Regions from separate parts of the Mus musculus genome. Here all the other regions are linked to region 2. A link is a contact called in ENCODE Hi-C or POLR2A ChIA-PET data. All regions are on one chromosome and are shown on one strand. Each heading gives the region's core, a stretch centred on a gene start or an enhancer-like site at or near the end of the contact. The rest is flanking DNA. Distances are from core to core; before and after follow the strand shown.

Region 1 (4,229 bases), core at 1,250-3,749, 230 kb after region 2:
AAGGTTATAAAAACCCAGATATTTATGATTCATAACAGCAAAATTACAGGTGTAAAGTAGCAACAAAAATTCTTTTTTGGTTGGGAGTCACCACAACATGGGGAACTGTATTAAAAGGTAGCATTAGGAAGGTTGGGAACCACTGCTCTGCGTAGCCCTGGCTATCCTAGAACTCAAATAGTAGATCAGGCTGGTCCAAACTCACAGAGATCTATCTCTGCCAGCGTCAGCACTAGGAAGTGAGTAAATTCCATGATAGCCAGGCCATACAGTGAAACCCTGTCTCAAAACAGGACAAGAGGAACCCCAGTACTTAGTAGGTTGAAGTAAGGATTGTCATTTTTTTTGAGGCCAGCTTGGGTTTCATGGCTCTTGACTAGTCTGAGCTGTAGAGGGAGAGCCTGTCTCACGAGGAACGTTAGGAGGAGATATTATAGTTTGGTTTCATGCCAGCAAGAAAGTCCAAAGCCCAGAAATTATCTTCATGAGGATTGAAACATGTTTCTGGTCCTGACTTCCTCTAGGTTGCATAGGGCTTTGAGAGTATAGTATACCTACTATGTGCGCATACACACACGCGCGCGCGCGCGCACGCGCGCGCGCACACACACAGGACCCAGTGGGACAGATACTTTATCACTGCTGCTGTTCAGCATGGAGGGTGCTTCCTTTCCAGTGCTTTGTCTCTCCGTCCCACTGGGCTGGTGGGTGGGTGCTCCTCAGCCCCTCTGCTTACCCACCTCTCTCTTCTCCTTTAGGGTTGGGCCCCTCGATGCCCTGGCTGCTGCCCACTGTGTGACTGTGCCTGTGCCTGCCAGCTCCCAGACTGCCAGAGCCTCAACTGCCTCTGTTTCGAGATCAAGCTCAGATGAAAGATGGGGCTGGGGACGTTGTTCTTTGGGGAGTGGCCAGTCCCCAGGGCCCCCTCTATGATCCTCAGGACATCATTACTGGAGCTACTGCACTGGAGCTATGGATGGCAGGCCCAGCCTAATTACCTGGGAACCTTGAGTTCTCTGAAAGGCAGGATTCTGAGAGCCCTTGGACCGCTGAAAAGGGCCTGATGCTCTGGCCAGTGCCCCTGCCTTTCTTCCTCTCCCTTCCCTGATAAACTATTGTATGTGAGGGTGAGGATGCAGGACATTGCTCACCCAGGCAACAGTGTGGGAGGTTTCTGCCAACCTGGACTATCAGGATAAAGGGATGGCCAGCCACACCCTGCCTTTAGACTCCTGGTTATTTTAAGAGGTGAGTATCCTGCCTGCATCTGCTCTCCTTTGGAAAAAAAAAAAAAGTACAACCACCAGCAGGCACCAGAGTCAAGGGAGGAGGGAACCAGAGGAGGCAGTGGGAGGCAATATCTAGATGTTTTCCCTTCTTGTTCTGCCTTACAGATCCTGGACCTGAGACTGATTTCTTGACTAATTTCACTGTATTTCCAAGGAAGAGGTTCCTCTAAAGACCGGTGAGTGAGCAGTGGCACCTCCTCCTCTCAAGGCAAACCAAAGCTGCCTCTTCTTCACCCCCCACGCAGGGATGAATGTCAGGAGCCTCAGGTTTCCCTAAATATAGGTCCCGGCCGCGGGATTCGTGGTGGGGAAAGGGCAGGGGTTACCGAGAAGGTCTGGGACACTGGTGCGGGGGTGTGTAGGGGAGGGGTGGGGAGTAGGAGCTGCCTTAAAACCCAGCCCTGGACTGCCGGGCTCACTCTCTGCTGACCGGGCTCTGCGGCTTCTGTCACTGCGCCACAGGTGGGCCGCTATCCGGATTGCAGGATGGGAATGGGGGTTGCGGATTGGGACCTGAGGAAACTGAGTGCTCTGAGAGTTACAGGGTGACAAGAGAGCTCCGAGACGGATTTTTTTATTTTGGAGAAGGAAATCAGGTTCGGGAAAGACCTGTCTGGCTTGGGCCAGTCCTTGTCGGTCATTTCCTCAAACTGGGTGTGTTTAGCTCGCGGGTGGTGCCTCCCGCCAATCTGCTAGGCAACGCCAGGCCTGGATACGCCACTCAGTTCCGATGTGGCCGGCACACTAGTTCTGGGAGGTTTTGCCTGCGTACCATGTCAGCTGCGCCGTGCTCTGGCCAGGGAGAGATGGAACGCGCCCTGCATTTTAGTCAAGCGACGAAGCAGGCAGGCAGGGAGGCTCCGAAGCTCTGCGTTCTTAGCAGTGACGTCAGGCTGCAACTACACAGCCGGAAGCCAGGGGTCTTGGAGGAGAGGCCAGCCACCATCTCACTCTGACCCCCTCCCTACTCTTCGCCAACCCACATTCCGGCTGAGTCACGATGTTCGCGCGCGCGCCAGGCAGGGGTTGGGGGGGGGGGTGTTGGGGGGGGGGGCCTGGTGACCTGCGGGATGTGGCTCGAGTCACGTCCTAGCGGGGCGGAGGAGGGATCGTGTTCTAGCCGCTTGTCTCCTCCCCAGTGCCGCCTCCTATCGGAGCATCTTGGGGCGGTGCTGCGCACAGTGCCCACCTTCAATTGGACGGTTCCCGTCCCTGCAAGGGAAAAAACCTGCAGAGGGCGGAGCGGCGCCTTTAAATGTCCGGGGCCCCGCCTCCCGTCCCCCCCAACCCAGCTGAATAGGCTGCGTTCTCTTGGAACGCGCAGCAGAACGAGGTTCTGGTGACCCTAGCCGCGTTCGCTCCTTAGTCCTTTCGCCTACCCACCGGCGTACCAGGCAGACCCACCCCGTCCTGTGCCAGGTGAGCGCCATTTGACACGTGCTCGGGGAAGGGTCTATGGGGTTAGGATCTTGGGCCGGTGGCGGGCAGTGCAGAGCCGTCTTCCCCACGGCCCCTCACTTCTCCTTTTTCTACCCCCACGCTTGCCCCCAGCCCGGGTTCTCCGGCCTGCGCCCTGGCGGTTCGCTGCGCCACGCAGCAACTCAGCGCGCTGAGTCATGCCGGGGGAGGAAGCAAGATGAGGTGGAAAAACAGACCCCTCTTTATTTTTGCAAAAACTCTCCGCTATGCAAAGCATCAGGGTCCCATTTCCTATTCAAGAGATCTCAAGAAGCGATGGGGAGACGGGGGCGATCGGCTCTTACACCGTCTCAGGATTTACGCGATGGGGTGGAGGAAATTGGTTTCCTTTCGGGGGAGCCCCAGGAGAGAAGGCTAAACTCCTCAGCTGCAGTACTCTGTTGCCCATTAACACTTTACTATCTTTCCTTATCTGTGACCTTGATTCTGAGTCTGGAACCGCTGTAGCGTAGAAGTGCACGTGCCTCGTACATCCTTTCCCTCCCCTTCTAACAGTATGGAGGCAAAGGTTTCGTTCTACCTGGGCTCCATAGCCCCTTTTCTGTGCTTCTGATGGCCCTGTGTTTTTCCTAATAATTAATCCTTTTCCTCGAGCTCCTCCCCCGCAACCATCACGAAGAGAGAAGCCTGACCTTGGGGTGTCCTTGAAGCCTGGGCCGGCCCTGGGTGGATTAGAAGGGGCCCCCCCACCTCAGTCGGGAAATCTTGGTTCTCTCTTAACTCTCGCCTTTGGGTTGCTATGTGGCTTTGAGCACAGATCATTTCTTTCTTGGGCTCTTTCAGATGAGGGTATTAGGCTCTCTGCCCTATTCGTGATCCTTAAATTCTAAAATATTCCCGGTTCAATTTTGTTTCTAGGCAAGGTGACCCATGGCAACGCGCAGGCCAGATGGGTCCAGCTTCAACATGACCCGCCTGTCCCTGGCTCTGGCTTTTTCCTTTCCCCCAGTTGCCAGTGAGCAACCCCACTCTGAGCTGGGCAACACCCAGCAACAGACAGAGTTAGGAAAGGTACAGGAAGAGGCAGGTCTAGTATAGGGAAGTCGGGAGTAGGGGAGAGCTCTGGGACAGGAAGTATCCCAGGACCCTCAGGGAGTGGGGCAGGGGAGGTGGGGGCTAGTGCCCTGGCCTCCAGGGAAGCTTTGTTACCGGGGAGACCATGGGATGGTCCAACTAAGCGCTGGTCTCTGTCTGCCTCCCTCACCCAGGAAAGCACTGCCACCGGCACCATGCCCCACCCATACCCAGCACTGACCCCGGAGCAGAAGAAGGAGCTGTCTGACATCGCTCACCGCATTGTGGCTCCGGGCAAGGGCATCCTGGCTGCAGATGAGTCCACCGGTGCGGTACAGGCAGAAGAAAGGGGGAGGAGGGACCCAAGGTTGGAGCTAGCAGGCTGATCCCCTTATCTCCCCACATGACCCTCCTCCCTTCAGGAAGCATTGCCAAGCGCCTGCAGTC
Region 2 (3,650 bases), core at 339-2,838:
ACAACCCTGGGGACAGGTGCAGTGGGGGGGTCCCCGTGCTGTGTCCACTCCCTTCCTAGTGTTGCTGTCCCACTAGGTGGAGGACTTGGAACAGGTGGAAGGCATCTCTGGGAAGCAGGTGGAGTCTTTCCTGAAGGTAAGGCCACCTTTGCCCTTTCTGCATGGTGTTCCCCCACCGCAGCCCACCTTAGGCTGCTATGCTAACGCACGTTCCTCTTCTTTACAGGCGAATCTCTTGAGCTTGGCCGCCAGCCAGCACAGCGGTCCCTCTTGACACTACCTTCTTTTAAAAATCCTTGTATAGTGACGTGTTGTGTAAATACAGTTTTTATTCCATGGTTGAGCCTGGTTTTTGAGGATGACAGGGCTGGGGTCAGAGTCCATAACTACCCTGGGGGTCAGGATCAAGCTCTGCAGGACACCCATGTAGGCGCCATCTTTGGGAAACCCCCAAACTAGGCCAAGATTGTAAATAAACCACTGGAATGGGGAGGGGACGGTGGCCTAGAAGAATCAAAAAGCTGACGCGAAAGCTTAAGCACAGCGACCGACCGTTAAGCGGGCACGCGCTCCAAGCTAGCCCCGCCCCGCTGTAACTCCCTCGGCGCGCTCCCCACTCTCCCGCTCAGCAACGACGTCCCTGTTATGTGCGCGTGCGCGCGAAATAACGGCCGCTGGCGGAGGGAAGTGGGGGGTGGAATCGTTCAAGTGGGGGAAGAGAAGCCGCCTAGTCTCCCGCGCGCCCACCACCTGCACCATCGCCAGCCAATCAGCAACCGTCTTGGGGGTCTCGCGCTCGGGGCGACCGGGGCTGCTGGGTGGCTCCCCAGTCCCTCCGCCCTCTAGAGTCCCTCCTGTCCCTCCCCCTCCCGCTGGCCCCGCGCGCACTCGCGCTCGCGCCCGCTCCAGCCTCTTGTGTGTCCTCGCGCCCCCCGCCCGCCCTCCGGCGCGCAGTGTGCGCCGCTCCCCCACCCTCCTCCCCCCTCCCTCCTTGCGCGCCTCCTCCTTGGGTCCCCCTCCCCCACAGCTGCCTCCTCCCGCCCCAGGGTGAGCGCGAGCCACCTCCCTCCTCCCTCCGCCATGGATCCCAGCAACTGGAGCAGCTTCATCTTCCAGGTAACAACCCCCGCCCCCCCCGCCCCTGCCCCCCCTCCCACACCCCCTCCTGCCCGCCCTCCCTCCTGTCCCACACCCCCTCCGCGCGCCCGGTGCGCGCGCAGCTGTCCCCCTCCCTCCCTCGCGCCCTCCCCCGCCCTCCCCGAGGCGCCGGCTGGGCGCGCGCGCGCGGCGGGGGCCGAAGCTGCTCCCTCGCTCCCCCCACCCCGCCCCGCCAGGCTCCAACCGCCGCCACCACCGCCGCCGCCGCCGCCCGGGCCCCCCGCCCCCGGCCCCGGCCCTCGGCCCCGCGGGGCCTCTCGCCCCCACCCAGGGGGCGTCGCCGCCGCCGCCGCGCTCCGCGCCCCACAAGACGCCCTCCTTCCCTCCCTCCCGCCGGCCGGGGTGCGCGGGCGGCGGGGCGGCCCTCGGGCCATGCGTTCGGCTCGGCCCAACCCGGCCGGCCGGGGGCGGCGCCCCGAGCCCGGGCCCCGCGCGGCCCGTGCCCCCGGCTCCCGCTGAGCTCCGGGGGCCCCCACTGTGGCCGAGGCCATGTTCCCCGTGTTCCCTTGCACGCTGCTGGCCCCCCCCTTCCCCGTGCTGGGCCTGGACTCCCGGGGGGTGGGCGGCCTCATGAACTCCTTCCCGCCACCTCAGGGTCACGCCCAGAACCCCCTGCAGGTCGGGGCTGAGCTCCAGTCCCGCTTCTTTGCCTCCCAGGGCTGCGCCCAGAGTCCATTCCAGGTGAGTAGGGGCCGGGCCGGGCGGGCAGGCGCCGACCAGCGACCGCGGCCCACACGGCGCCTTGTCTCCGCAGGCCGCGCCGGCGCCCCCACCCACGCCCCAGGCCCCGGCGGCCGAGCCCCTCCAAGTGGACTTGCTCCCGGTTCTCGCCGCCGCGCAGGAATCAGCCGCGGCGGCGGCGGCTGCTGCGGCGGCTGCCGCTGCAGTGGTTACTGCACCCCCGGCCCCTGCCGCCGCCTCCACAGTGGACACAGCGGCCCTGAAGCAGCCTCCGGCGCCTCCTCCGCCACCCCCTGCCGTCTCCGCACCAGCCGCCGAGGCCGCGCCCCCCGCCGCGGCCGCCACTATCGCAGCAGCGGCTGCCACCGCTGTCGTCGCCCCAACCTCGACGGTCGCCGTGGCCCCAGTTGCATCTGTCTTGGAGAAGAAGACAAAGAGCAAGGGGCCCTACATTTGCGCCCTGTGCGCCAAGGAGTTCAAGAACGGCTACAACCTCCGAAGGCACGAAGCCATCCACACGGGAGCCAAGGCTGGCCGGGTCCCTTCGGGTGCTATGAAGATGCCCACCATGGTGCCCCTGAGCCTCTTGAGTGTCCCCCAGCTGAGCGGGGCCAGCGGGGGTGGGGGAGAAGCCGGGGCTGGCGGCGGCACAGCCGCGGTGGCGGCCGGTGGCGTTGTGACCACGACTGCCTCTGGGAAGCGCATCCGGAAGAATCACGCCTGCGAGATGTGCGGCAAGGCCTTCCGCGACGTCTACCACCTGAACCGACATAAGCTGTCGCATTCGGACGAGAAGCCCTACCAGTGCCCTGTGTGCCAGCAGCGCTTCAAGCGCAAGGACCGCATGAGTTACCACGTGCGCTCACATGACGGCGCTGTGCACAAGCCCTACAACTGCTCCCACTGTGGCAAGAGCTTCTCCCGGTGTGCAGGGGCCTCGCTGCCCACTAGGCCGGTGGGGGGGAGGGCAACAAGGTGGCCTGTCTTTGGCTGGTGGGGAGGCGGCTCCCGTTCCTGGGGACAGGAACCACTCCCAGGGAGGAGGGAAGTTGCTAGGAACAGGGGGTGGTACTTTAGAAGAGGTGGGTCTCTGGGCTGAAGGAAAGCAGCCTCTGGGCAGAAGAGGAATCTTGGTTTGAGGGCTTTCCTGCCTGAGGACTGAAGCTGAGGGGGAAACGCTGGGACCTTTGCAGAGGCATTTTGGAGGAACCTAGGTAGATTTGAGGCACACCTTACCTTGGAGCCTAAGCCCTAACACACACCCCCTCCCACCTCAACATATCCCTAGGCCGGATCACCTCAACAGTCACGTCAGACAAGTGCACTCAACAGAGCGGCCCTTCAAATGTGAGGTAGGAAGCCAGCTTCCTCCTGTCCTGGTTTTCATGATTTTGATCCTCATTGTAGCTGTGTGGGTTCAGCCTCTCAGACCCCCTTTTTCTCTCTCTTTTTGCCTCTTCACTCCATTTTCACATTTCTCCTTCAAGGCCTGGTCATCTCACGCCCATTTCCTACAGATCAAAGACCCCCGAGACTCTGATCCCCTTATCTTGCTCCCTTCTCTCTACTCCCCGAAGCTTTAACTCTCCTGTGACCCCACACCCTCCCCCAGAAATGTGAGGCAGCTTTTGCTACGAAGGATCGCCTCCGAGCGCACACAGTCCGACACGAGGAGAAGGTGCCATGTCATGTCTGTGGCAAGATGCTGAGCTCGGCTTATATTTCCGACCACATGAAGGTGCACAGCCAGGGCCCTCACCATGTCTGTGAGCTCTGCAACAAAGGTACATGCTAAGGGGTGCCAGGAGGGC
Region 3 (3,925 bases), core at 1,112-3,611, 230 kb before region 2:
CAAGTAAAGACCGCCTGCCTCTCTTCCCTGGCCAGGGCCAATTTCTGTTCCTTCTTTACAGTCAGATGGTGTTGAATGCACAGTTTATGTGGTGTGTGGGCACATTATGTCCCGACAACACCTAAGACTGCCTCCCAAAAAGCGAGGTCCTGCAGAGAAACCAGTGCTATTGACGAGTTAATTGTCTGCCTCCTCTGATGACCCTTCGTGCCTCCCCAGGTAAAAGAATTCATCTGATTAAAAATGGCTTAGTTTGAGGCTGGAGAGATGGCTCAGTGGTTAAGAGCATTAGCCACTCCCCTGAGATCCTGAGTTCAAATCCCAGCACCCACATGGTGGCTCACAACCTCTCCTGACACACAGGTGTAAATGTAGATAGAGCACTCATACACTAAATCTTTTTTTTAAAGGCTGAGTTTTACATTTCCACCCCACTGTGAATATGGTGACACTTAAATCACATCTGTACCCTGCCTTGTCTCTGGAGCTCCAGCTCCTTTTCCTTCACCTAGACAAATCTTAAAACATGGCTTCTGGAACTGGAGAGTGCTCAGCAGATATGTGTACTTGCTGTCTTTTTTTTTTTTTTTCTTTTTTTTTTTTTTTGTCTGTCTGTTGAGATAAGGTCCCTATGTATTGTTGGCTGACCTGGAACTTGCTGTGTAGACCAGGCTGGCCTTGGACTCACAGAGATGCATCTGCCTGTGCCTCCCAAGTGCTGAGATTAAAGGCATGCGCGACTATACTTAGTACTTGAGGCTCTTGCAGAGGACTGAAAAGTCTTGTTGCCAATGCCCTCATCAGGCAGCTTACAGATGTCTTAACACTACTAGGTCCAAATCTCACTCCATCTTCCTGGTTTGACTAGCACGTGCATTCAAGTATGCACAAATCTACACACTTTAAAAACACAAATAGTACTTCCAGGCTTACGAGATGGCTCATCAAGGCCAATGTCCAGTGACCCAAACTATCCCAGAGATCCACATGGCAGAGGGAGAAAACCAATTATTGCAAGTTGCCCTGTGACCTCCACACATGCCATGGCTCACTGTCCCCCATCCCATCCCCTAATGATATTTAAATCACTTTGGGGCACGGTGTTGCATTGCACACCTGTAACCTCAGCATTAAAGAGACTGAGACAAAAGGACATAAGTTTGAGGACAGCCTGGCAGTGGTGGCACACGCCTTTCATCCCAGCACTTGGGAGGCAGAGGCAGGTGGATTTCTAAGTTCGAGGCTAGCCTGGTCTACAGAGTGAGTTCCAGGACAGCCAGGGATATATATACAGACAAACCCTGTTTCAAAAAATGAATCCCCCCAAAAAATAGGTTTTAAGGACAGCTTGCGCTACAAACCAAAACTACCTTTTATGTGTATGTTTTGCCAGTGTGTGTCTGTGTACCATGTCAGACGTCAGGGCTTTGGGTCCCCTAGGACTGGAGTTATGGATGGCTGTTAAGCCATGTGGGTGCTTGGGATGAAGCCCTGATCCTCTGCAAGGGTTTTGGTTTTAATCCTGTGGTCATCAGTTTCCTTGACAAATGGCACAGTTCCTGCTGTACCGTTCACTAGCTGTCTGCAAAAGTGGAGATAAAATGAGGTTTGGAGCTAGCTATGGTGGTGCATGTTTGTAACCTCAGGATTCAGAGGATCCCCAGTTGAAGCCAGGTGTGTATAGTGAGTCGGCTTAGGGTTAATTAAATGGGGAGAGGGCGCTAATATATTTACATAAGTACTTAAATCTATTTACAGGGCCCCATTTCTCACCTTTGCCATACCGACCCTCAAAGACTGCAAAACACAATCATCTAGCCAAGCACATGTCTTGTTTATGGCTCTTTTCAGAACTGAGACTGAGGCATAGCCAGCCTGGTGTGTGTCTCCCAATCCCAGGCTAGTTTATTGCCCCATTTGGTTCCGTACCTAATGTTCCCCTTCCCACCCACCTCACTTACAGGCATCGTGAGGTGAGGATAGAATACTTTATTCACTCAGAAGGGCCAAGGGAATGTAGTCGGGGACGAGGCATGGTTCTAGGGACCCCGGTATGGCATTCCCTATCTCCCAGTCCCAGAGCACCCCGACCCAGGTGCAGGCATGGAAGGAACAATTCAGGTGCCAGTCCCAAGTGCCCCTCGCTGCCCCGCCGTGGCTCAGCTGCCCTCGCACTCCGGGCAGCGCTCGGTGGGCGTGGCGGCTGTGGCACTGGCGGGTAGCTTGAAGTCTCGGCCGCAGCCCGCGCAGATGTAGAGGCGGCGCCGCATGTGCGCGCGACGGTGGCGGATGAAGTGTGAGCTGAGGCGGAAGCGCCGGCCGCACTCCGTGCACGGGTAGGGCCGCTCGCCCGTATGCGTGCGCGCATGCTCCGCCAGGTTGGAACGGTGGCCGAAGCGCCGGCCGCACACGGCGCAGCGGTGCGGCTTCTCGCCCGTGTGCACGCGCCGGTGCTTGGCCAGCGCCGAGCTCTGAGCGAAGCGCGTGCCGCAGTCGGCGCATGCGTACGGGCGCTCGCCCGTGTGCGTGCGTCGGTGGCGCGCCAGGCACGAACTTCCGCCGAAGGCTCGTCCGCAGTCCGGGCACGCGTAAGGCTTCTCGCCCGTGTGCACGCGCAGATGCTGCGCGTAATTGGAGCTCTGCGCAAAGCGCCGCCCACAGTGTGCGCATGCGTACGGCTTCTCTCCGGTGTGACGCCGCCGGTGCTGCCGCAGGTTCGAGGCGGCGGAGAAGCGCTTGTCGCATTCCGGGCATTGGTAGGGTCGCTCGCCCGTATGCGTGCGGCCGTGCTTGGTCAGCGCCGACTTCTGCGAGAAGCACCGGCCGCATTCCGTGCACGCAAAGGGACGCTCGCCCGTGTGCGTGCGCGCATGTTTGGCTAGTGTGGAGCGGCGCGCAAAGGCGCGGCCGCAGTCCGGGCACGCGTGGGGGCGCGCCGGGTCGGCCGATGGCGCTGGCATCTGGCTGGCAACCTGCAGGGAAAGGGAGAACAGGTCAACCCTAAGGCCCCAGCGGAAACCTCGGTCTCTCGAACACTGCACACTCTTTGCGCCTCAATTCCTTAAATGACTTAATACATCACAACACCAGGTGACATTATAGTTACCTGTGTTCACAAAATTTATTGGGCACGATCTAGGTTATAGAGTTAAGAGACACTGGGGATTTGGCATTAGATAAAAAGTGCCAGGTGTCTGACATTGTAGAGATGAGACAGGAAGATCAAGAGGTCCAGGCCAAGCTGGCACACGCCTTAAATCCCTCCCAGCACTTGGGAGGCAGAGGCCGGTTGAATTTCTGAGTTCGAGGCCAGCCTGGTCTACAGAGTGAGTTCCAGGACAGCCAGGGCTGCACTGAGAAACCCTGTCTTCAAAAACCAAAACAAAACAAAAACAAAAAACCAAAAAAAAACATAAGGAGCCCCTGTTTCGAAACCCGAGTGCTGGTAATGTAGCAGTGACAGCTTGCCTCCTAATTTCCTCAGACCTGTGAGGACTGAATCCGGGGAGGAGTCCCACCTACAAGAGCAATGGGTTAATTGCTGGAGTGCTGCAGACACACATAAGGCTGGGAAGACCCTTGGTTGTAATAGTTATCAGGAGGAAGGAAACACGAGGGTTTCTTATTTAAGGACCTGTAGTGTAAATGAGATGGAGAATCACTGAGGGATTTCTGAGAATTTTGATCAGGAAAGTGACGGTCACACTCTTTGGGAACCCGAATGAAGGAGAAGACAGAACCAGGAGCCTCGTGAGGAGGCTACTGCACTCATCTGACTTGGCCTAAGCCCAGGAAGCAAGTAGAAAGTAGAGCCAGTGAGATGTTGGTTTCTCTCTCCACTTTACAGGTTGAGATAAGAGATGGCAACAAACTGGCTTTGAGGTATGGAGATTCAAAATGACTATGGGTTAGTCCTGCTTGCTTC

The links. Hi-C counts contacts between places; a loop is a spot of excess contacts on that map. ChIA-PET counts read pairs that join two places held with the same protein, here RNA polymerase II (POLR2A).
Region 1: a map of left cerebral cortex shows a loop between it and region 2 (7-fold over the local background). The contact joins the promoter of Aldoa here to the promoter of Maz in region 2. A Hi-C loop is called at or near these places in 3 of 37 maps with a recorded cell type or tissue (heart and left cerebral cortex). POLR2A ChIA-PET finds 5 or more read pairs at or near these places in 4 of 5 experiments (Patski and embryonic stem cell).
Region 3: POLR2A ChIA-PET joins it to region 2 with 17 read pairs in Patski. The contact joins the enhancer-like site here to the promoter of Maz in region 2. POLR2A ChIA-PET finds 5 or more read pairs at or near these places in 2 of 5 experiments (Patski and embryonic stem cell).

Annotation. Positions count from the first base shown.
Region 1 is chr7:126,797,524-126,801,752 of GRCm38, reverse strand. Aldoa (aldolase A, fructose-bisphosphate) reads left to right here and starts at 2,499. Exons shown (of 9, transcript NM_007438.4): 1 at 2,499-2,708; 2 at 3,977-4,109; 3 at 4,205-4,229. The coding sequence starts at 3,998.
Region 2 is chr7:127,024,417-127,028,066 of GRCm38, reverse strand. It overlaps Maz (MYC-associated zinc finger protein (purine-binding transcription factor)), which reads left to right and starts at 1,588. Exons shown (of 5, transcript NM_010772.1): 1 at 1,588-1,839; 2 at 1,913-2,763; 3 at 3,128-3,191; 4 at 3,452-3,623. The coding sequence starts at 1,648. Kif22 (kinesin family member 22) reads left to right here. Exons shown (of 14, transcript NM_145588.1): 13 at 77-136; 14 at 227-336. The coding sequence ends at 274.
Region 3 is chr7:127,252,852-127,256,776 of GRCm38, reverse strand. Zfp771 (zinc finger protein 771) reads right to left here. Exons shown (of 3, transcript NM_177362.4): 3 at 1,905-2,972. The coding sequence ends at 2,160. Among named protein-coding and RNA genes, the nearest start is that of Dctpp1, 5.9 kb to the left of the region's middle. Within about 2 kb of position 2,361, at least 1 of the 3 ENCODE cell types and tissues checked has a DNase peak (open chromatin) inside an H3K27ac peak, as active enhancers do.